Regions from separate parts of the Homo sapiens genome. Here region 2 is linked to region 1. Evidence: chromatin loops called from intact Hi-C (ENCODE). Cell type or tissue: ovary. All regions are shown on one strand. Each heading gives the region's core, and the rest is flanking DNA. Links, peaks and the distances in the headings are about the cores only.

Region 1 (12,024 bases), core at 3,350-8,349:
AATGGCAGAATGAATAAGAATTCAGCAACCAAGTATCTGCTGTCTTCAAGAGACTCATCTAACATGTAAGGACTCACATAAACTTAAAGTAAAGGGGTGAAAAAGGACATTCCATGCAAACGGACATCAAAAGTGAGCAGGAATAGCTATTCTTGTATCAGTCAAAACAGACGTTAAAGCAACAACAGTTAAAAAAGACAAAAAGGCAAGGTGTGGTGGCTCATGCCTATAATCCCAGCACTTTGGGAGGCTGGAGGGGGCAGATCACTTGAGGTCAGGAGTTCGAGACCAGCCTGGCCAACATGGTGAAACCCCATCTCTACTAAAAGTACAAAAATTAGCTGGGCGTGGTGGCACATGCCTATAATCCCAGATACTCAGGAGGCTGAGACCGGAGAATCTCTTGAACCTGGAAGACGGAGGTTGCCATGAGCCGAGATCACGCCATTGCACTCCAGCCTGGGCGACAGAGCAAGACTCCATCTCAAAAAAAAAAAAGACTTCTGGGCCTTCTGTCTTCCATATATTGATGCCGCCCTACCTTTATATTTATAGATCGATAAAGCTTTCATCCTAGTTCTTTCTGAATTTATTACTGTCAGAAGGCTCATTCAACTTGGATCTGTCTAAAGGACCCAAGGGGAAAACAACATTAACATTGTATATTAGATTGGTAAAGGAACTACCATATGATGTTCGAGAACATTCTCATTGACATAGTCTATCTTATTTTTCCAAGTTAAATTCATATTTGATATTTGAAAGCTATTTTGAGCTGCATTAGCATAACTGGGAGAAGTTTTTATATTATTTATCTTATACTGCTAAAATTCTAATTAATGTCATCTTGTACTTTTAAAAGACAAGTGAACTGCAAGAGAAGCACAGAGTTTTAAAACACCCCCGCATGCACAGACACACACACACAGCGAGAGAGAGAAAATTGAAATGAATTAGAAAGGGCAGGGAGAGGCATCAGGAGACCTGGTTTCTCACTGGAGCTCTATCTGCTACTAACTTGGTAAATGACCTGGAGCAAGTCACTAAACCTCTTTAGATATTAAACCTCTTAATATCTTCATTTTACCATAGGGAGTTGGACTTTGTTTCAAAGCCTCAAGTTCCGGATCCATTCATTTCGCCTTTTTACCTTTATACTACTGAGTTTTCATCCTTGAGCCTTAGACTCTGTAACTTAGGTAGCTCACTCAGAAATCAGTCAAAATTATTATTAAAAAAAATTTTTTTTTGTCCAGGCACGGTGGCTCACACTTGTAATCCCAGCACTTTGGGAGGCCAAGGCGGATGGATCACCTGAGGTCAAGAGTTCAGGACCAGCCTGGCCAACATGATGAAACCCCATCTCTACTAAAAATACAAAAAGTAGCCAGGTGTGGTGGCACACGCCTGTAGTCCCAGCTGCTGGGGAGGCTGAGTCATAAGAATAGCTTGAACCTGGGAGGCAGAGGTTGCAGGGAGCACAGATGGTACCACTGGACTCCAGCATGGGTGACAGAGTGAGACTCTGTCTCAAAAAACTAAAACTAACTAACTAAATAAATTTTTAAGAGACAGGGTCCTGCCATGCTGTCGAAGGTGGTTTTGAATTCCTGGCCTCAAGTTATCTTCTAGCCTCAGCCTCCCAAAGTGCTGGGATTATAGGCGTGAGCCACCATGCCCAGTCTATAATTATTTAATTGGTTATTTTATCACTAAAACAATTCAACCAAAACAGAGGGAATAAAGTTGTTGGAACCTCACCAATGCACCTTAATGTAGACTTTCTCATTGTCTGAACTAGTACCCTGGGTTCTTTGTCCTACCTCCTAGAAAATTAAGGAACATGGACACAAAGGTGGGTTGGAGTGAAAGTTTAATGAGGGAAAGAGGCCAGGTGTGGTGGCTCACACCTCTAATCCCACCAGTTTGAGAGGCCGAGGTGGGTGGATCACCTGAGGTCAGGAATTTGAGACCAGTCTGGCCAATATGATGAAACCCCATCTCTACTAAAAATACAAAATTAGCCGAGTGTGGTGGGGCATGCCTGTAATCCCAGTTACTTGGGAGGCTGAGGCAGGAGAATCTCTTGAATCCAGGAGGCAGAGTTTGCAGTGACCCGAGATCACACCATTGCACTCCAGCCTGGGCAACAAGAGCGAAACTCCGTCTCAAAAAAGAATAGTAATAAGTGAAAGAAAAAAATTCTCTGCAGCAGAGAGGGGAGTCCAAGTGGATTGCCAGGTTACAGCTGAATTCAAAAGCTTTTTTAAGAAACTCCTCTCTCATCTCTAGCAGTTTGAGTAACTTCTCATCAGTAAAGCTGTCTGTGCAACTCCCGGTATCTTACGCAACTGTGGGCATGTATCTAGGCAAGCACAAAGCCTGCGTCTCTTGTTTTGATAACTGCGGGTTTGTTTTAGGTAAGCCCCCCTCCTCCCTGTGTAAGTTCCCACCATGGATATGTCTGAAAAGGGGAGGAAACTTTTTCCTAGGAGCTCGCTAATTAGACAAAGTTGCTTATCTGTGTGCAGGTGCAGCCTGTTTATCCCAAATGATTTTTCCTTTTCTTCTCCCTCAAAGTCAGAAAGGCAGGAGTTACTTATTCTTTAAGGGCTGAAGGAAGAAAACTCCCACCTTTGCACTCTGAAAGTTCACTGAAAATAAACTGACCAAAGGCAGATGAATAAGAGAAAAATTCATACAAAATTATTAATGTGCAGGGGAAGGTGGGAATCACAGAGTAATTGCCCCTAAACCCTCAGTGGGGCACAGATGCATATATACGGTGGGTTTTCTTTTTTTTTTTTTTTTGAGATGGAGTCTTGCTCTGTTGCCCAGGCTGGAGTGTAGTGGTGCAATCTCGGCTCACTACAGCCTCTGCCCGCCGGGTTCAAGCGATTCTCCTGCCTCAGACTCCTGCGTAGCTGGGATTACAGGCACACACCACCATGCCTGGCTAATTTTTTATATTTTTAGTAGAGACAGGGTTTCGCCATGTTGGCCAGGCTGGTCTCAAACTCCTGACCTCAGGTGATCCACCTGCCTCGGCTTCCCAAAGTGCTGGGATTACAGGTGTGAGCCACCGTGCCTGGCTGTATATACAGTTTTTCATAGGGGAGGGAGGAGATGGGGACTGTAGACAATTCTCTTGAGGGGCAATAATGATTATCAGGGAGAATGAACAGACCAGGGAGAGAGAAATTAACTTGTACATAATTATCTTTGGAATTTGACTGAGCTTCAGAGGCTGACATTATCTTGTGGAAAAGTCTGTCCATGTGTGGTTACATTCCTTAGTCTCCTTTCCTGCTATAGATAATGAGATTTCAGGGAGGGGATAGAAGGCAATAGTGTTTCTTCTGTTAAGAAGCTGCCTTGGCTGGGCCCAGTGGCTCATGCCTGTAATCTCAGCACTTTGGGAGGCCAAGGCAGGTGGATCATTTGAGGTCAGGAGTTTGAGACCAGCCTGACCGTCATGGTGAAACCCTGTCTCTACTAAAAATACAAGAAAAAAAAAATAATTAGCCATGGTTGCTGGCGTGCACCTGTAATCCCAGCTACTTGAGAGGCTGAGGCAGGAGAATCACTTGAACCTGGGAGGTGGAGGTTGCAGTGAGCCCAGATCATGCCATTGCACTCCAGCCTGCGCAACAAGACCAAAGCCCTGCCAAAAAAAAAAAAAAAAAAAAGAAGGAGCTTTCTTTTTTTTTTCCCCAGAGAGAGTTCCTTCCTGTACTTTGGGGGTGGAAAGGGAACAAGGCAAGGATAGAGAGACCTTGATTCTGAGGCTTATTTCTGAAGCCTTTTAATTTTCCAAAGCACTTGGCATGCCCAGGCACATTTGGGGAATTGTTTTCTGTGCTCCAACCCTCCCATCTCCTTAATCCTATTCCCGGTGATGATATTCAATGTATTTAAAACCCATACAGCAAAAGCACGAACAAGTCAGAATAGACAATGGTCGCAAATGCCCAGCACAGCCACGTGGACTCCCCGGACCCTGGCAACCCTCTCCTTTCCTGGATGATGCTGTCGATTCTCTGGGACAACTTTCTTGACTTGTAATCCAAATACATATGTATAGACCCACATGCAGACACATAAAGTATAAATATACACATAAGTTTGAGAAAGAAAAGAAACTTTTTATCTGAAGAATGCAAGTCCCTTTAAATTATCAGGCCCAGAGAGGCATTGAAACGTGACAGCAGTCACACCTCACTCCCTCGGGCTCAGTAATTATCTCTTGGAGCTACTTGATATGTGGGCTCTAGACTGACACCAAGTAGCCATAAAATTAACCTAACTATGCCATACACTGGACATCATAACTCATACCATATGCTGGACGCCATTAATCATACCCTATAGTTCAACAATGTATAGCCAATCACTAATCAGTGTTTTTTTTTTTTTTTTGAGATGGGATCTTGCTATGCTGCCCAGACTGCCTTAAAAGTCCTGGGCTCAAGCTATCCTCCCACCTCAGCCTCCTGAGTCACTGTGACTACAGGTGTGAGCCACTGTACCCAGCTAATCAGTGTTATTTCTGTAAATCAATGAGTCAAGAAACACTGTATCAGCCACTAATCCCAGCACTTTGGGAGGCCAAGGTGGGCGGATCACGAGGTTAGGAGACCATTCTGGCTAACATGGTGAAACCCCGTCTCTACTAAAAATACAAAAAATTAGCCAGGAATGGTGGTGGGCGCCTGTAATCCCAGCACTTTGGGAGGCTGAGGCAGGTGGATCATGAGTTCAGGAGATCAAGACCATCCTGGCTAACACGGTGAAACCCCATCTCTACTAAAAATACAAAAAATTAGCTGGGCGTGGTGGTGGGCGCCTGTAGTCCCAGCTACTCGGGAGGCTGAGGCAGGAGAATAGCGTGAACCTGGGAGGCGGAGCTTGCAGTGAGCTGAGATCGTGCGACTGCACTCCAGTCTGGGCGACAGAGCAAGACTCTGTCTAAAAAAAACAAAAAACAAAACAAAAAAAACACCCACTTGTGACAAAAGTGGAGAACTCACCAAGGCAACTTGGAAGTGTTTCCTGGGCAGCTGTCCACACTTTGCCTCAAGTAAACTCTTTAAAACTATATTCTCTTCTCCTTCCTTTAGGTCGACAGGTTTTTCATTTTCCTATTAAAGCAAAACATGAAAGCATAGTAGATATATAGCCCTGAAATTCCAGTTTTATTGCAGACATCTTTCATGTCAGTACTCACAGATCTGAACGAACTCATAGAATCATTTGCAGTAGCTGAAGAGTATTCCATAGTTTATCCAACCATCTCTAGATGGTGATATTTAGGTTGTCTTTTATAAATACTTTTATAATTGTTGTGGAAAACAAGGGCAGCAGATTCAGAATTTAAGAATTATAAACTGTCATTTATAAGAACCACACTTCAGAAAGGAAGACATCTGCCCAAATGAGGCAACAACAAAACTATAGTCTTTCTTTTATGTATGAGAACCCCGTCAAGAAATGCCTTGTGATTAGCAAGAGAGAAATGGTTTCATGATACATAGAACCCAGGGCAGAGAAGAGGAGAAGGAACACCTTGTAATAATAAATCAGCAAACTTTAAGAGGTTCATTGAAAAGAGTGTGGAACACATATATTTGAACGAGGTCTGCTGTTTGTTTACTGCCTTTTTTTTTTTTTTTTTTTTGAGACAGAGTTTCACTCTTGTTGCCCAGGCTGGAGTGCAGTGGCACAATCTTGGCTCACTGCAACCTCTGCCTCCTGGGTTCAAGCGATTCTCCTGCCTCAGCCTCCCGAGTAGCAGGATTTACAGGTGTGTGCCGCCATGCCCAGCTAATATTTTTGGTAGAGACAGGGTTTCACCATGTTGGCTAGGCTGGTCTCAAACTCCTGACCTCTGGTGATCCACCCGCCTCAGCCTCCCAAAGTGCTGGGATTACAGGCGTGAGCCACTGCACCGGGCCTATTTAGCGCAATATTTTTTTAAATTTAATTTTAATTTCCAGGATACATGTACAGGACATGCAGCTTTGTTACATAGGTAAACGTGTGCCATGGTGGTTTGCTGCACCTATCAACCCATCACCTAGGTATTGAGCCCCGCATGCATTAGCTATTTATCTTGATGCTCTCCCTGCCCCCACCCCCCAACCCCTGTCACCAGGACCCAGTGTGTGATGTTCCCCTCCCTGTGTCCATGTGTTCTCATTGTTCAGCTCCCACTTATAAGTGAGAACAGAATGTTAAGAATCATTTTTGTAATAACTTTAGTTTTTCCTACCTCCTGATAGGAGACACTGTTTTACGGAGCAGCTATTTCTTCCTGTGTTCAAAGTCAGTTGCTGAACAGATGGTAGCTTCCTGCTTTTCCGGAGCAGAATCCTAGACATGGATGCTCCTGGGCCCAGAGCCATTTGTTCGGTGGCTGTCCCCAGCACACCACAGGTCTGGGTTAGGTGAGACAAACAAAATTAATCTCTGGTGCACATACCAGCTTCACCAGCCCACAGCGGGCTTTCTCACCACATCTCCTGCTTGGGGTCTCTGTGCTGCCCCTTAACCTTTTAGAAACCCCAAATTTGGGGGCTCTGACCAAAGCTGCCCTTTCCAAGGCAAAAACTTCCCGCTCTGGAGAAAGACACCATCTCGAGGGGAGTGAGTAGCGCGGTGGGAAGGGAGGTGGGGTCTGAGGGAGGCTGAATAAGCACATTAACCCATCACTTCTCTGACCACCTTCTCAATAGGGCTCTGAGTCTCACGTCTATGCTCCTTTTTCCTCTAATGTCTTATCATAGTCTTAACCATTGTGGCAATAAATTATATTTGTAGAAAAGGTGCCACTTTTCAGAAAAATATGCATAGAAGGAGAAACTATTGCTATCATGCTTTGGCTATAAAATGAAATCCTTTTACCATCTCTATCCCCAAAAACTTATCTGTATTTTGCTCCTTCTTCCCAATTCCGCTGGGATGTAATCTACTCAATTCCCGTAAGGAGGTTAACCACTGGCCACCACAGATTTTCTCGCCTCGCTCCCTCCAAGTATTTTCCAGGTTTTCCTGATTATAAGAATCACCTGTGGTGCTCGTTAAGTAAATATTTCCCAGGCACATCTTCTGGAGAGTCTAATTCAGCAGCTTTTGGGTGGGACCCTGGAATCTGTGATATTAATGAGAGCTCCATGTGATCCTTTTGATCAAGGAAGTCAGGGAAACAGTTAATCTCCAATGTTATTTCAGATGCCTCAGGTTACACCTCAAAGGCAACACATGAATCAATACAGTTTAGGATGATGCAAAAATAATTGCAGTTTTTGCCATTAAAATTAGTGGCAAAGGGCCGGGCACAGTGGCTCACGCCTGTAATCCCAGCACTTTGGGAGGCTGACACGGTTGGATCACTTGAGGCCAGGAGTTCGAGACCAGCCTGGCCAACATGGTGAAACCCTGTCTCTACCAAAAATACAAAAATTAGCTGGGCTTGGTGGTGGGCGCCTGTAATCCCAGCTACCCGGGAGGCTGAGGCAGGAGAATCGCTTGAATCCAGGAGGCAGAGGTTGCAGTGAGCCAAGATTGCGCCACTGCACTCCCACCTGGGCAACAGAGCAAGACTCCATCTCAAATACATACATACATACATAAAAGTAGCGGCAAAAACTGCAATCACTTTTGCACCAGCCTAATAATTGCAAGTGTCACCCACCACTTGAATGGAGTCTAAGCCTTATATCCACCTATTTTGGAACATGGGCTGCAGACATCTAGTTATCTCAAAGAGTGTGAGAGATGTTGAAAAAACACAACCATCAGGCCTCAGGAAATCTGAGTTCTCCACCTGGTCCCTGACATTGTTGGGGCAAGTTGCCTTGCCTCAGTTTCCCCACTGGGAAACTTCCAAGTGCTTTACAACAATATAACATTCTTATTAGATCACTACTCCCTTTTACCCAGAAGTTTTACTTTGAGGAATTTATCTTGAGGGTTACCCAAGGATATGTATCAGAATGCTCATCATGTTACTGCTTATAATGATGAAAAATTACAAGCCACCTTATGCTCATAATTAAGGAAATTATATAAACACAGATTTATCTCAAATTGAATATTATGCCACCCTAAAATGGTAACAGAGAGCTTTATGTTTAATAGTTATAAAGTGACAGTAGCAGATTACAAAACAGTATTTAAACTTTCCTCCCAGTGTTTTAAAAAAATTGTGTGTGGTGTTTGTAGAAACATGTCTAAAGTTACTCACCTAAATATTAGCAGTGGCACTATTATGAGTGACTTTTGCCTTTTCTCTGTATCCTTCTGAAATTGTATCTTTGCGGTAAGCTTAAGCTTTTACACTTGGGGGTCAACAAGGCTTCATTCATTTTTTTAAAGACACTTCCTGTGCATTATCAGGGTAACTTCTGCAGTAGCCAGAAGACTAGATGTTACTTAAAAGGTTTTAGGGTAGGTGCAATGGCTCACGCCTGTAATCCCAGCACTTTGGGAGGCCGAGGCACGTGGATCACCTAGGTCAGGAGTTCGAGACCACCCTGACCAACACGGTGAAACCCAATCTTTACTCAAAATACAAAAATTAGCCAGGTGTGGTGGCGTGCACCTGTAATCCCAGCTACTCAGGAGGCTGAGGCAGGAGAATTGCTTGAACCCAGGAGGCAGAGGTTGCAGTGAGCCGAGATTGCACCAGTGCACTCCAGCCTGGGTGACAGAGTGAAACTGAATCTCAAAAAAAAAAAAAAAATGTAGTGGTGTGAACAAGACTTGTTTTTTTCTCAATAAAGCCCATGATTCTCTTTGGCTCTACATTGCAGTTGTAAATAATTTGCCCAAAAGATCCTAATTTCCCCCATAGTTATAGGGAAAACACCAATTCACTCACCTGGAGCTGATTTCAGCAAACTCTGATTTCATGCCTGGCCCACAGGGCAGCTGGCAGAATACCCGGCGCAAGCTGTCAGGAATCAGAGGCCACTTCCTTCCCCAATCCTTCCGTTTCAGCTGGGAGAATGGGACAAGATTCAGGTGCCCCCAATGGGGAGAGGGTGTGGATGCGGCTGGCTTCCTGCTATAAAAACACAGAGCAGCCTACCCTCTACCTGGTTGATCTGGTAGTGTCTTCTGCTATGGCGTGCAGGCAGAGAGGAGGCTCTTGGAGTCCCTCAGGCTGGTTCAATGCAGGCTGGAGGTGAGTAATTCTGGAAGTGGAGGGAGGGGGTATGGTAGCTTTGTTTGTTAAAGTCCATTCTTCCTTGACTATCTCCCTGTCTCTTTCCAGCACCTACAGGTCGATTTCTCTCTTCTTCGCCCTTGTGACTTCAGGGAACTCCATAGATGTTTCTCAGTTGGTAAATCCTGCCTTTCCAGGTATGTCTCTTGGGTGACAGAAGTCTTCTTAGCAGAGAAAACAGGTTGCAGCTGGAAGGCCTAGCTGGCCAAGAAACACAGGCCTGGCTCAGACAACCTCCATTCACCCCCTTTATTACCTTGGTCAGGTTACTGGATCTTTCTTCTGCTAACCTGTAGACTCACTATACCTGCTAAATGAAAACTCAAACACTTGCACTGCCTTCCAATCCCTCACTGCCTCAAGCTTTATGGTATCCACAGAACAGCAAACCACCACACTAAGCCCTCATCTTTAGGAGCAGCAATCTTCAAACACAAACTCATGCTTAAGGAAAACATCGACATAACAAGCAAAACTGGAGCTGCTCACTTGACGTTCACCTGAGCCAGAGGCTGCAGAGTAGCAGATGATGGGCAAAACTTGATCTTTAAAAAAAAAAAAAAAAATGCAGCCAGGCGCCGGGGCTCACGCCTGTAATCCCAGAACTTTGGGAAGCCAAGGCGGGCAGATCACCTGAGCTCAGGAGTTTGAGACCAGCCTGGCCAATGTGGTGAAACCCCATCTCTACCAAAAATACAAAAACTAGCTGGGTGTGGTGGTGGGCACATGTAATCCCAGCTACTTGGGAGGCTGAGGCAGGAGAATCGCTTGAACCTGGGAGGCGGAGGTTGAGGTGGGTTGAGATCGTGCCACTGCACTCCAGCCTGGGTGACAGAGAGACTCCGTCTCAAAATAAATAAATAAATAAATAAAAGTCCTGGGACTTACCCAGGACTTTGTTTAACATCAATTTGCAAAACCTGTTGACAAAGCTTTTGTCAGTTTTTCGGGCCTGCCTCCATCTGCTCCACTGTCAAGGTGTTGACCTGGCTCCTACAGACCTGCTTGTCAACCCTAACCTGGGCTTCTTACTGGAACACTTCAAAAGCCCTGGGTACCTGATATTTTCCTTACAGTTCTTGGCATATTGTATTGTTGTCTTGGTCACTTGTTTGTGAGCTCTCCCAGGGTAGGGGACGATTCTTGCCTCCCTCATCTGGAATCCCTCCCATCTGAGAGGAGTCTATACACTTTTGTAGGAGTTGCATCACTCATGACTCAAAGCCCCCAAATGCTTCCTTTGCTCCTTAGGCACTGTCACTTGCGATGAAAGGGAAATAACAGTGGAGTTCCCAAGCAGTCCTGGCACCAAGAAATGGCATGCATCTGTGGTGGGTAGGTAACGTGTGTTATCTCCTCATAGTCCTGATTAGCAGACAGCCTTTGGCTTAGGTCAATCCTGTTTGGGGAGCAGAGTACCCAAACTCCTGCAGCAACGGCATCCAACTCCCATGATGCCATGGGGATACCTGATTTGCATGAAGCCACCCAGCATGGAAGACCTGTCTGTCTTCGAAAGTGTGTCTTATGCCAGCATCTCTGGGAAGCCTCTGGCTGCAAGTCATACCATCTCAAAGCTCAAGTTCTATCACTGAGTTGGGGCGGAAGTGAAGGGACTGAAGTACCTTAGAAATGGACTGGTGGTCTTGACTCTATAGCTTTGGACTGTCACTGAAATGTACTCAGCCATCCTGTCTAACCTGCTCTGGCCTTGGCAGATCCTCTTGGTCTCGACATGCCGAACTGCACTTACATCCTGGACCCAGAAAAGCTCACCCTGAGGGCTACCTATGATAACTGTACCAGGAGAGTGGTAAGTCATTGCTTTGAGCAGTTCTTGGGGAAGTACGTAGTAACCTAAGAGTTACTGGCAGTAAACTTGGCTAAGAACTTTCTCTTTGGAGTAAAGCAGTGGCTCTCAACCAAGGGGGTGGTGTCTCGTGTGTGGCTCTTCTTTTCTATTATAATCTGTCTAGGCCAGGTGTGATGGCTCACGCCTATAATCTCTGCACTTTAGGAGGCTGAGACGGGTGGATCACCTGAGGTCAGAAGTTTGAGACCAGCCTGGCCAACATGGTGAAACCCCATCCCTACTAAAAATACAAAAAACTAGCTGGGTGTGGTAGCACACACCTGTAATCCCAGCTACTTGTGAGGCTGAGGCAGGAGAATCGCTTAAACCCAGGGGACAGAGGTTTGCAGTGAGCTGAGATTGCTCCATTGCCCTCCAGCCTGGGCAACAAGAGCAAAACTGTCTGGAGGAGGGTGGGGGGAATCTGTCCAGGGGACATTTGACAACATCTAGAAACATCTTTGGTTATCACAACTGAAGGTAGAAGAGCTACTACTGGCATCTAATGGATACAAGCCAAAGATGCTGGCAGACAACCAACATTACCCAAGTCTCCTCCCCATAACACAGAATTACCAGGACTGAGATGTCAGTGTTGAGGATGAGAAACCCTGGCATTCAAGTACTTGAGCCCTTGAGCCCTGGCTCTACCACTAATCAGGTGTAATTTCCACCAAGTGAGCCCTTTCAAGCCTGTTTGCCCATTAGAAGATGAGAGTAATGGTGCCTGCTCCATGGGGGTAATGAAGACTAATGATGTTCTACAGATTAAGACCTGGTGCAGAACCTGGATACAACAAGTGATGAAACACGAGCTATTTTGATCTGTGAACCCCAACATGAGATGGAAGGCTATTTTGGTGCTAGCAAATAGAAATCTGACCTATAGAAACAGGTGTTAAAAGGCAAACAGCAGCTAAGCAGTAAGGGTTTTTCTATTGCC
Region 2 (12,024 bases), core at 4,036-9,035, 49 kb before region 1:
GTGAATATAGCTAGAACCCTGGGAAGGAAGGGCTCACAGAATCCAGGCAGCTCTTAGAAGCAGCTCAGAGCTCTGAGAAGTGGGTATGGCTGAGCATGTACCTGAGATATGAAGAAAGGACATGGGCTTTGGAGTATGGAAGACGTGACTTTAGAGCCACACTGTGCCCTTCAATAGTTGTAAGACCTGGCTAGGTGCGGTGGCTCACGTCTGTAATCCCAGTACTTTGGGAGGCCGAGGTGCACAGATCACCTGAGGTCAGGAGTTTGAGACCAGCCTGGCCAACATGGTGAAACCCCATCTCTATCGAAAATACAAAAATTAGCTGGGTGTTGTGGCGCACACCTATAATCCCAGCTCCACGGGGGGCTGAGGTAGGATAATCACTGGAACCCAGGAGGCAGAGGTTGCAATGAGCCAAGATCGTGCCACTGCACTCCAGCCTAGGCGACAGAGCGAGACTCCATCTCAAAAAAAAAGAAAAGAAAGAAAGAAAGAAAAAGAAATAAATAAATAATTTTAAAAAGTAGTTGTAAGACCCAGAGCAAGTTCACCTTTCTGTTACCAGGGCAACCTCAGTCTCTTCATCTGTAAGAAGAAGATAGTAGGAGTCCCCAACTCGTAGGGTCAATGTCTAGACTAAATGAGATCATGGGGGCAAAGCATTGGCATACATTAGCTGTTCAGTGAAGCCTTCTTCCTTCTTTTCCCACTTGATACGGGGGAAACTAGACACAAAAGGAAATTCTCTTGATTGCCTGCAAGCTCTTGAGGGAGGCAGAAGAGAGGGCAGAAGTCACCTGATACTCAAACCATCTTAGTTTTTTACCCGTCTGCTAGGGTCTCCCTTGACCTTTGCCACTTCATTTCTCTCATATAGTTTCTGAAACCTCCCAGCAGTGAAGTGCTGTGCATCCTTGGGGCTGGGGTCCAGGCCTACAGCCATTATGAGATCTTCACAGAGCAGTTCTCCTTTAAGGAGGTAAGTCCAGGGGTGGGGGTGGGAGAGAAGAGGGAAGGGGGTGGTCCTTGACCTGTCTATACTGCTTCACTGCACCACAGGTTATTCTGAAATAATTAAGTTGTGAGCCCCATCTAGACCATTCTTGTATCTTCATGACTTCCCAGAAGCCCTGATGGAGGGGATGGAGGATAAGAGTCAGGGGAAGATCTGATTACCTGTTTCCAGTCCTCAGTTCAGAGGGCATTTGTCTGAGGATACAGCAAGCTTACTCGGTTAAAAGATTCTATTATATCTCTTGTATACATTCAGTTGTCCTTTTAGCTCCTGTCTATTATGTTTTTCTTAGGAGAATCCAGAGTTTTTAAGTATTCAAGGTTATGGATCAAGAAACTGGGTGGGATGAGACCTGGAGACCAGGAGGCCACAGCCTCTCTCTTTTGCAGTCTCCATACTGGTCCACCTTCCCCCCACTGCGTCTCATGCTTCCCCCTGGGAATTTTTGATGCTATTGTTATTTTATGTGTGTGTATGAAAGGGATGGAGCAGTTTTAAAGTATGATTTAATGATGAAAATAAAACCACTGCCTTGAGAAATATAGACTATTAGGTGAGTGCAAAAGTAATTGCAGTTTTGGCCATGACTTTTTTTTTTTTTTTTTTTTTTGAAATGGAGTCTCGCGCTGTCGCCCAGGCTGGAGTGCAGTGGCATAATCTCGGCTCACTGCAACCTCCATCTCCTGGGTTCAAGTGATTCTTGGGCCTCAGCCTCCCAAGTAGCTTGGATTATAGGCGCCCACTACCACACCTGGCTAATTTTTGTATTTTTAGTAGAGATGGGGTTTCACCATGTTGGCCAGGCTAGTCTGGAACTTCTGACCTCAGGTGATCCACCTGCCTTGTCCTCCCAAAGTTCTGGGATTACAGGCGTGAACCACTGCGCCCAGTTGCCATTACTTTTAATACAAGGAAGAAAACAAAAGAAAAATGCCCTTTCATCTGTTTTCAAAGACAGTTAATGTTTTCTGATCTTCCCTCTTCAGCTTTTTATAACATAGCTTTAGTCACGTTAGATATGCACCATTTTATATCCTCTCTTACTGAATGTTCTAACATCACTTTTCAGGTTATCTAATTTTTGCATAAAATTTGCATAGTCTTCTATCAAGAAGGGTGAAGAGGTTAACCATGCACTTCCGGCCGGGCAAAATGTCCTGTTTTTCACCTTGCTTGGTGAACTTGCTTAGACATAAAGTTTGTTTCCGTATGTATTATATTTCCTTATGAGAAATTCTGTAGGCCTTATTTTCAGTTGACGGGTGACAAGCCCTTGACCCAAACATTGAAACCTGTCAAGCAAGTCGGCAAGTCCCCAGCTCCTGGTGAGGCCGCTGCCCCACCCTCCAACCCCAGCACCTTTCAGGATTCCAGCCGTAGCTACCATTCTTGGCCTTTTCATTGGCTATGCCATTTACCTTCAAACTCGTCTGATCTTGAATTTCCTAAGTATTCTTCACCGATCAAGTTATTCCATGAAAAACATTATCATAAATAATCCTTCATATGAATCTCCCACCCATTACAACTCCTTTACGGGGTCTCAGACATAAAGTGTGAGTTCCACACAGACTTTGCCAGTTATATTTCCATTTTACAGATGTGGAAACTAAGGCTGAATGACATGAAGCAATTTCAGGAAATAGCAGAGTGGAGATTGGTTCCAAGCCTACCTGGCTCCAGAACTTGCTCTGCTAATCATTATGCTATTAATATATAATAGCTATGAAGTTACTGAGGCTGTGCCTCTTGGCCTAGAAGTGAAATACTTCCACTCATTTTAAAAGGGGAAAGTGGTAGAGAACGCTGATTTTCAAATACCTGGCTAGGTGTCTAAGTTAATGCTGTACCCCTGATCAAATGTCCATTCTCCATGGGGAATGATTTAGGAGTGATTTAGATAACCACTGACCCCTATGCCAGAGTAGTTCAACTTTCCCTCCGCATCCCTGGGCTCAGTGTAACATAAGCAGCCAAAAAATGGCGCCAATATCCTTCTTGTTACTCCCAATGAAGGTGAGGATATGGAACCGCACCAAAGAAAATGCAGAGAAGTTTGCAGACACAGTGCAAGGAGAGGTACGGGTCTGTTCTTCGGTCCAGGAGGCTGTGGCAGGTGCAGATGTGATCATCACAGTCACCCTGGCAACAGAGCCCATTTTGTTTGGTGAATGGGTGAAGCCAGGGGCTCACATCAATGGTAAGTAGAGTGGCTCCATAAGGCATGATGGGTGGTGGCCAGGCTCCTCTCTAGACGGGACCAGTCGACTACATTTGCAGAGCCAGTTTATTCATGCAGAATGCCCAAGCTATTTAAGGGCCTTGAAAACATGTGAGATTGAAAAAAACAATATTTGGCTGGGTGCAGTGGCTCATGCCTGTAATCCCAGCACTTTGGGAGACTGAGGCAGGTGGATTGCTTGAGGCCAGGAGTTTAAGACTAACCTGGTCAACATGGCAAAACCCCGTCTCTACTAAAAATACAAAAGTTAGCCAGGCATGGTGGCTTGCACCTGTAGTCCCAGCTACTCATGAGGCTGAGGCATGAGAATGGCTTGAACCCAGGAGGCAGAGGTTGCAGTGAGCCAAGATTGTGCCACTGCACTTTAGCCTGGGCAACAGAGAGAGACTCTGTCTTAAAAAACAAACAAACAATATTTGCTCCAAGAAATGTAAAAGGGAAATTACAAACCTGAAACTAAAGAATATTTAATGTTCTATAAAATGTAAGTTTTTTTTCTTTTTTTGGGACAGGGTCTCACTCTGTCGCTCAGGCTGGAGTGCAGTGGCGAGATCTCAGCTCACTGCAACCTCTGCCTCCTGGGTTCAAGCGATTCTCCCACTTCAGCCTCCCGAGTAGCTGGGACTACAGGCATGTGCCACCATGCCCAGCTAATTTTTTGTAATTTTTGGTAGAGACAAGGTTTCACCATGTTGGCCAGGCTGGTCTCGAACTCCTGGCCTCAAGCACTCTACCCACTTCAGCCTCCCAAAGTGCTGCGACTGATTACAAGTATGAGCCACTACGCCTGACCATAACATGTAAAATTATGGCAAATGGTAATTCACAGCTCAATTCTAAAATGTGATGAAATTTAAATCAGAAAGGCCAAATGAGTCACTTTTTCTTAACACTAAGAATTATAAACCTTTAAATTTCTTTTGTACTGTAATTTTTTATGTGACATGTATATGCTTTTTAATATGTGTGATAGGATGAGGGGCAGGAGAGGGGGCTCTAGACATGAGGGTGCCTGGGGCCTCTGTAGACCTTCAGATGGCCCTGGGTGTTATAGCAAGAGCTGGTCTACATCTAATACTACTGCAGGTGCTGTCATGAATTCTTTGTATAATTCTTTGTATATTAAATGACATTATTCTATGTATAATGTCATTTAATACTTATAACCAACTTATGAGGCAGGAACTATTATCATAAACATTTTATAGGGGGATGAACCAAGGCATGGAGAAATTATATAACTTTTCCAAAGTCACAAGTTTTTGTTTGTTTGTTTGTTTGTTTGTTTGAGATGGAGTCTCACTCTGTCACCCAGGCTGGAGTGCAGTGGCATGATCTCAGCTCACTGCAACCTCCACCTCCCATGTTAAGTGACTCTCCTGCCTCAGCCTGCCGAGTAGCTGAGATTACAGACACACGCCACCATGCCAGCTAATTTTTTTGTATTTTTAGTAGAGATGGGGTTTCACCACATTGTCCAGGCTGGTCTCGAACTCCTGACCTCAAATGATCCACCCGCCTCAGCCTCCCAAAGTGCTGGGATTACAGGCGTGAGCCACTGTGCCAAGCCCAAAATCAGAGGTTCTTGATGGCAGAGCTGGGATTTGAACGGAGGCACTCTATCCTCAGAGTCCAAGCTTTAAATGATACTCATGATTGCCTTCCAACAGGAAGACTGGATTCTGGTGAGCAGAGCAGGCAAATTTTAGAGGATTTAAAGATGGTCTTGGTGCCCTGTGTTTTAGTGACAAGCACATGGTGTGAACTCAGAAGCTAAGAGCTTTGCACACGTGGGCAGATGAGCCGGCGAGAGCCAAGTCAAATGATGACGCATTCAATCATACATGCTGACTGAATCTCTACCGTGTGCCAGGCACTATTCTAGATGCCAGGGATGCCACAATAACCAGGCAGTCAAGGTCACTGGTTTCATGGTGGTTAATTTCAGTGAGGAGAGATAGACAACAAACAAACACATAGAGGAACTAGATCGTTCTGGCTAAAGATGAGACCGGAAAGAACAAGGCCCTGGGTGATAGAGGCTGGTGGTGGAGGTGGAAGGTAGAAGCAGAGAGAGGTGTTTTCAATAGGGTTATCTGAGAAGCTCTCTAAGATGTGTTTTTTGAGCTGTGACCTGAATGAGGAGGAAGAGCAGCCATGCCAAGAGCTGAAGGAAAGGCATTCAGGGTAGAGGGCACAGCAGATGCAAAGGCCTTGAGTGTGGAAGCGAACATGGCGTGTTTGAGGAATGGATCAAAGTAATTTGAAAGTCTCAGGCTGCATGGGACTGGTGGTCAGACTGGGTCCAGGGAATGGGTAAGAGGTAAGTCAGGGCTGAGTTTATGGACAATAAGACCATTTCTGGAAGGACCTGGGAAATCAAAAGGAACCAGTTCATGGTGAAATGGGTTTCCAAGGCTGCATCTTCAGAAAGATGGACTTGATTTTTTTTTCAGCTTAAAACAACACATTATTATCATCTCACAGTTCCCGTGGTTCAGGAGACTGGGTGTGGGTAGCTGGATCCTCTGTGCAAAGTCTCACAAAAAAGAAATTGGGCAACATCCGGGCTGCAATCTCATCTCATGCTCGGGGGTCCTCTTCCAGGCTCCCATGGTGTGGCAGGATTCAGTTCCTTACACTGGAGGATGGGGGGAGCCCCTTTCCTTGGGGCCATTCTCAGCTCCCAGAGATGACCCAAATTTCCCACCATATGGACTCTCCATCCTCACATCCAGCCACAGACAATCTCCCTTATGTTGGATCCCTCTCTCACTTGGAATCATTCTCCAGGAAGGGCTGACTTGATTTTGAGTCAAGGCATCTCTTCTGTTTTCCTGGCCCAGGGACAAAATTGGTTTATGTGTTCACAGAGGCAACACATACATTTAAGAAAAATGTGTCACAAGCGCAGACAACAGGGAAATACCAACAACAGATTTTACTTAGTTTACAGCTCAGCGGAGGGACAGGCCCAGTTCCACCCTGCCCCATGCCTCCCTCCTCCTGCCCCCACACCCTGTCAAGCCTGTCTGCGACCCTCACTCATTTAGCCCCATCACAACCAAGCCAGAGCCTTGTTTGAGTCAGGCTTCTCTCTCTTTACTGCCTGGCCCACCTCCATCCGCCTGAGTGACCTCACACAACCCTTTGAGAACTCGCCCGGCTCATAAGCAGTGGTTGTGCAGGGGAAATAGTCCAGTGAGAAGGAGTGGCCTGAGAAACGGGGGTTTTGTTCCCACCAGCTTATGATTTATTTACAAGCTTCCTTAAGCTAGTGCTTTTGTTCTATAGAACTCTCCGCACAAACAACCTTCAAGATGGACATTTTTACACAACTCTCTTTGGAAATTAGAATGAGGGAGAACAGAACGGGAGGGAACAAAGGGAGAAAACGGGGCGGCAGTGGAAGAAGGCATATAAATGCTGTCTTATATTTGTATAAGGCTTTATAGCAGTTTTCAAAGACTAGCCAGCCAGGGGCTGGATCCAGCCAGCAGATGTGTTTGGTTTGGACCATAGAGTAATCTAAAACTCAAGGAGTGACATATGCAAATAGATTTCCTGTTTCTCTTCTAAGAAAACAACTGGGGCATATCTGGTAACAGTGGATCTACATTCACACGTGGTAATGATTAGCTGGAGCTGAACAATGACTGTCCCCTTCGGAAGGGCCTGCTGGCTTCCCCGCCCCTCAGTCTCCACCACATCTAATCCAGTCCCTCTGACCAGCTTTGTTCATTTTCATTACCTCCCTGGCCTTGCAGGCATTTGGTGGCAGCCTCTGCATTCTCCTGTGTCCTGGTGCCAGGGGGCGTGACACCTTGGATTCATCATTCTGGTCCTGGACTCCATAGAGGATGTGACAGTTCAGGGCCAGGACGGAGCCAGTTTTCTTTCTGACGAGACTTCTCCATGACCCTGACACTGAGTTTTTGTTGTTGTTGTTTTTTTTCTTTTGTCATGAGTTAAGAGAGAACCGGGGGTGAGGAGAGGGAAAGGGGCATAGTGGCAGGCGTCTGTGGTCCCAACAGTTTGGGAGGCTGAGGCGGGAGGATCACTTGAGCTCAGGAGTTTGAGGCTGTGGTGAGTTTTTGTTTGTTTGTTTTTTGAGATGGAGTCTCACTCTGTCGCCTGGTTTGGAGCACAGTGGCGCAGTCTTGGCTCGCTGCAACCTCCAACTCCCAGGTTCAAGAGATTCTCCTGCCTCAGCCTCCCAGGTAGCTGGGATTACAGGCGTGTGCTACCATGCCCAGATAATTTTTGTATTTCAGTAGAGACAGGGTTTCACCATGTTGGCCAGGCTGGTCTTGAACTCCTGACCTCAAGTGAACCACCCACCTCAGCCTTCCAGAGTGTTAGGATTACAGGCATGAGCCACTGCACCCAGCCTGTGGTGAGTTCTGATTGCACCACTACACTCCAGCCTGGGCAACAGAGTGAGACCCTCTCTCCAAAAAGAAAAAAATAGATATTAAAAGAACTGGTTGAGGGTGAGGAATGGGAATGATGGAGATCAAGAGGAGAGTGAGGTGTGAATAAGCACCAAGTGATGTCTCTGTTTCGGGATTTTTGTGAGGAAGGTGTTCCTGTTAAGCAGAAGAGGTGTGAGCGCCTAGGTGCTCTCTCAGACCTGGATTCACCCATCAGATCCTTAACCTTGGCAAACACCTTCACTTCTTTGAGCCTCCATTCGTGCATCTGTTAAGTGAGAACCAGACTTTGAAATGTACTTGCGAGAACCATAAATAGTACGTGCAAAACATCCCACAGAGAGTAGACACCCTGTAAATGAATGCTATGTCGTCTCAAAATCTTTTAGCAATGAGGTGGGATATAGAATAGAAAGGCAAAATGGTAGGTAGTTTTTTTTGTTTGTTTGTTTGTTTTTTTGAGATGGAGCCTCACTCTGTTGCCCAGGCTGGAGTGCAGTGGCATGATCTTGGCTCACTGCAACCTCCGCCTCCCAGGTTTAAGCAATTCTCATGCCTCAGCCTCCAGAGTAGCAAAGACTACAGGTGTGAGCCACCACGCCTGGATAATTTTTTGTATTTTTAGTAGACACAGGGTTTCACCATGTTGGCCAGGCTAGTCTCAAACTCCTGGCTTCAAGTGATCTGCCTGCCTCAGCCTCCCAAAGTGCTGGGATTACAGGTGTGAGCCACCACACCTGGCCTATTTCTTAATAAGTATTTCGTCCTACTGATTGGGAGAGCATGGCCTGGGGAATGAGGGGGTATTTTGAATCTGAGTGTGTTCACGAGTCCTTTGTTCACCTCTCTCCTGTGCTTTGGGCTTCTTAGCAGCCTTTGGCACTAATCCTGGGCTTAAGGTCTGTTTTGCTGTCTCTTAGCTGTTGGAGCCAGCAGACCTGACTGGAGAGAACTGGATGATGAGCTCATGAAAGAAGCTGTGCTGTACGTGGATTCCCAGGAGGCTGCCCTGAAGGAGTCTGGAGATGTCCTGCTGTCAGGGGTGAGGCCCTTCTGACCCCAGTCAGGGCTGCCACCTGGCTGGCCTCACCTGGATCCCAGGGTTTCATTAACTTCCCTTCCAGTTTGGTCTGCTCCAGACCTCAGCCACCCCACCTCCTTGTAGGGGAAGGAGCTCCTAAACATTTTGCAACCCTCTTTAATTCCATTCCAGAAAAATATGGGCATTATGGGTGGTGACATGTGTGTTCCTGGAAGGAGAAGCTCAGTGGATTTTATTTTTTTGCTGGGCTGTCCTCTAAAGAAGTGGGATTGGAAGCTTCTTGCAGCCTGGAAACCTTCCCAATGTGGCCAACATGATAAGACTGTGTTGCCCACCTTCTGGCCTCATTTTACGGTTATAATCAGCATAAAACAAGAAGGGAGCTGCTGGCATGCATGTTCAGATAACAGCATGTCTATTTCCTCACTGACACAATGATCTTGGCAGGACAGCTCCCTGAGCACCAACTCGAATCTCTGTGTTTATGGTATCACAAAAGCAAATGCCACCCCAAAAGGATTTCGGGGCCAGCCTCCTCCCTAATATCATTCAGTGTACAAAGGATCTCTCTCTTTTTTTTTTTTTTTTTAATCAAATTTATCTCTTATCCAATTCAGGAATTCCCTGGGCTGGCTTCAAAAGCCAACCCTGCACAGACTTTAGCTTCATGCCTGGGTCAGCGTATGTTTGTTTCCTAGGCCGAGATCTTTGCTGAGCTGGGAGAAGTGATTAAGGGAGTGAAACCAGCCCACTGTGAGAAGACCACCGTGTTCAAGTCTTTGGGTAAGATCCATTGCTCCCTGGGCACAAATCCAACTAGCGCACAAGGCAGGTTCACCCATTGGTGGAAAGAGCAATGAGTCACCAGACTCTGCAGCTGAATCATTGTGCTCCATCATTCAGGTCAATTATTTACATGGTTTAGCCTAGTGCTAAGCCCATGAACTCTGGAACTGAGCAGTCCTGGGTCAGAGTCCCTTCCCCGCCACTCAAAGGCAGGTGTCCTTAGGCAAGTGATCTGACCTCTGTAGGCCTCAGTTTCCTCACCACCTGTTACCATTGAGGATTAGGTGGGATTTGCATATAAAATGAATCAGTTCGGTGCAGATCTTGATGAAATTCAGAAGGTACCCTTCAGAGGTGGAGGGGGCAGGGGACAAAGATGTTAAAAGACAGGAACCTTAAGGGAAATGGCAGAGACCCAACCTGAAAGAGTCAGATGGAAAGTATAGCCTAAGCCCTGTTCATTCCCTCCTTCCCTACTCTCCCACTTGCTGCTTTGAGGAGGGCTTCCATGGGGAGCCCCCTACCACCTGAGTTGTATGGGGTACCTTATAGAAGCCCAACAAAGGGTGGGCTCCCAGTGGCCAGTCTGTCCCTTGCCCCAGGTCCTCTTCCACCCTATGAGATTGAAGGAAACAGAAGTACATGGGAACAGGCTGAGCTCGGTGGCTCACGCCTGTAATCCCAACACTTTGGGAGGCCAAGGTGGGCAGATCACTTGAGCTAAGGAGTTTGAGACCAGCCTGGCCAACATGGTGAAACTCCATCTCTACTAAAAATACAAAAATTAGCCAGGCGTGGTGGTGCACATCTGCAATCCCAGCTACTTGGGAGGTTGAGGCAGGAGAATCACTTGAACCCGGAAGGTGGAGGTTGTAGTGAGCTGACATCGTGCACTCCAGCCTGGGCAACAGAGCAAGACTCCATCTCAAAAAATAAATAAATAAAGTACATGGGAACAGAGCTGATACACCTAAAACACTGAAATACTCCCAAACTGGTTGGTAAACAGTTGCTATCCTGAGCCCCTCGAGAGTGCCCTCTGTCCCCCTCTCATGACCTTCCATACTTCGTGATCAAGCAGCAAAAGAGTAAATGCCTGGCAGAGCATCAGGAGCGCTCTGGCCACCCAGAGCCCATGCCATTGGTTAAGTATCCATGCCTTGCAGGTTGGTAAATGTCTTTAAAATCTCTCATGCACTGGAAGACAAAGGCAATACAATTTTATCTGGAGCCTGGTTCAAAGACATCACATGGATCCAGTTTTGTCTGAAAACTTCAAAGGTCATGGCAGATCAGAGGTCAGCCAGCCCTTACTTAAGGAGCCAAAATGCTGCAGAAACTTGTTCTGTCCTTTTTGGCAATTTTTGCTTTCTTACTTTTGGGGATCAGTTTATTGGTGCATTGTTTCATCTAACAGATGCGTATCAAGCACCTAATTATCTGTGCTGGGTGCAGAGGTTAAGGTATCTACCAAAATTACAAGACAAAGGGGAGATATCAAAGGATGCAGCATTCAAACTGGACCAAGCGTCAGAAAACTACAGTCCTGGGGCCAGACCTGCTCTGCTGCCTGCTTTTGTGTGGCCTATGAGCTAGAAATGGTTTTTAGATTTTCAAATGAATGGGGGGAGAAAATATTTCATGATGTCTGAAAATGATACAAAATTCAAGCTTCAGTCCCATCAATAATTTCACTGGAACACAGCCCACAGCCAGGCTCTTTTGTTTACCTGTTGGCTGTGTTTTCTACTCTAAAGGCAGAGTTGAATAATTGTAATAGAGACCCTGTGGCCCACAAAGCCTAAAGGATTTACTGTCTGACCCTTTTTGAAAAGTTTGTTCAGGCCAGGCGTGGTGGCTCATGCCTGTAAGCCCAGCACTTTGGGAGGCCGAGGTGGGCGGATCGCCTGAGGTCAGGAGTTTGAAACTAGCCTGGTCAACATGGTGAAACCCTGTCTCTACTAAAAATACAAAAAAAAAAAAAATTAGCCAGGCATGGTGGCATGCACCTGTAATCCCAGCTACTCAGGAGGCTGAGGCAGGAGAATCACTTGATCCTGGGAGGCAGAGTTTGCAGTGAGCCAAAATCGCGCCACTGCACTTCAGCCTGGGCAACAGAGCGAGACTCCATCTCGAAAAAAAAAAAAATTAAAAAAAAAAATTTGCTCAGCCCTGAGCTAGATTTAGAAAGATGCACAATTTGTTGGTGGGTGTTTCTTACTATCATATTCTCTGCCCCTTTGCAGACAATTGAAGCCTGAGCTCATCTCTGGGTATCAGTCCCTGTTATTCCAATAGGCATTGGCAACATGGACATGTATCAGGAAACTTCCAGCCATGGGGCCTGGGTTGTTTCAAGAAAAGTTGTTTTGACCAAAGGCGAACCAAATTTCTGTCTATTCTAGGAATGGCAGTGGAAGACACAGTTGCAGCCAAACTCATCTATGATTCCTGGTCATCTGGTAAATAAAACAAAGGAACTTGATGTTGAGATGGATGCTTG

What was found. Hi-C counts contacts between places; a loop is a spot of excess contacts. Peaks named below come from ENCODE experiments on the same cell type or tissue, not always from the same donor. Only the 100,000 strongest peaks of a DNase experiment are listed, where the experiment ranks them.
Region 2: a loop joins it to region 1, with 2.3 times the contacts of the local background. A loop is called at or near these places in 7 of 110 quality-filtered maps.

The regions. Positions count from the first base shown.
Region 1 is chr16:21,208,649-21,220,672 of GRCh38, reverse strand. ZP2 (zona pellucida glycoprotein 2) reads left to right here and starts at 9,099. Exons shown (of 19, transcript NM_001376232.1): 1 at 9,099-9,187; 2 at 9,278-9,366; 3 at 10,481-10,564; 4 at 10,948-11,042. The coding sequence starts at 9,126. In ovary, for the core only: no CTCF peak of the experiment used is centred there; no DNase peak of the experiment used is centred there.
Region 2 is chr16:21,258,748-21,270,771 of GRCh38, reverse strand. CRYM (crystallin mu) reads left to right here. Exons shown (of 8, transcript NM_001376256.1): 4 at 881-982; 5 at 3,035-3,218; 6 at 8,614-8,735; 7 at 9,434-9,518; 8 at 11,927-12,024. The coding sequence ends at 11,991. Among named protein-coding and RNA genes, the nearest start is that of CRYM, 14 kb to the left of the region's middle. RefSeq lists an enhancer at 6,691-6,750. In ovary, for the core only: no CTCF peak of the experiment used is centred there; a DNase peak (open chromatin) is centred at 6,394.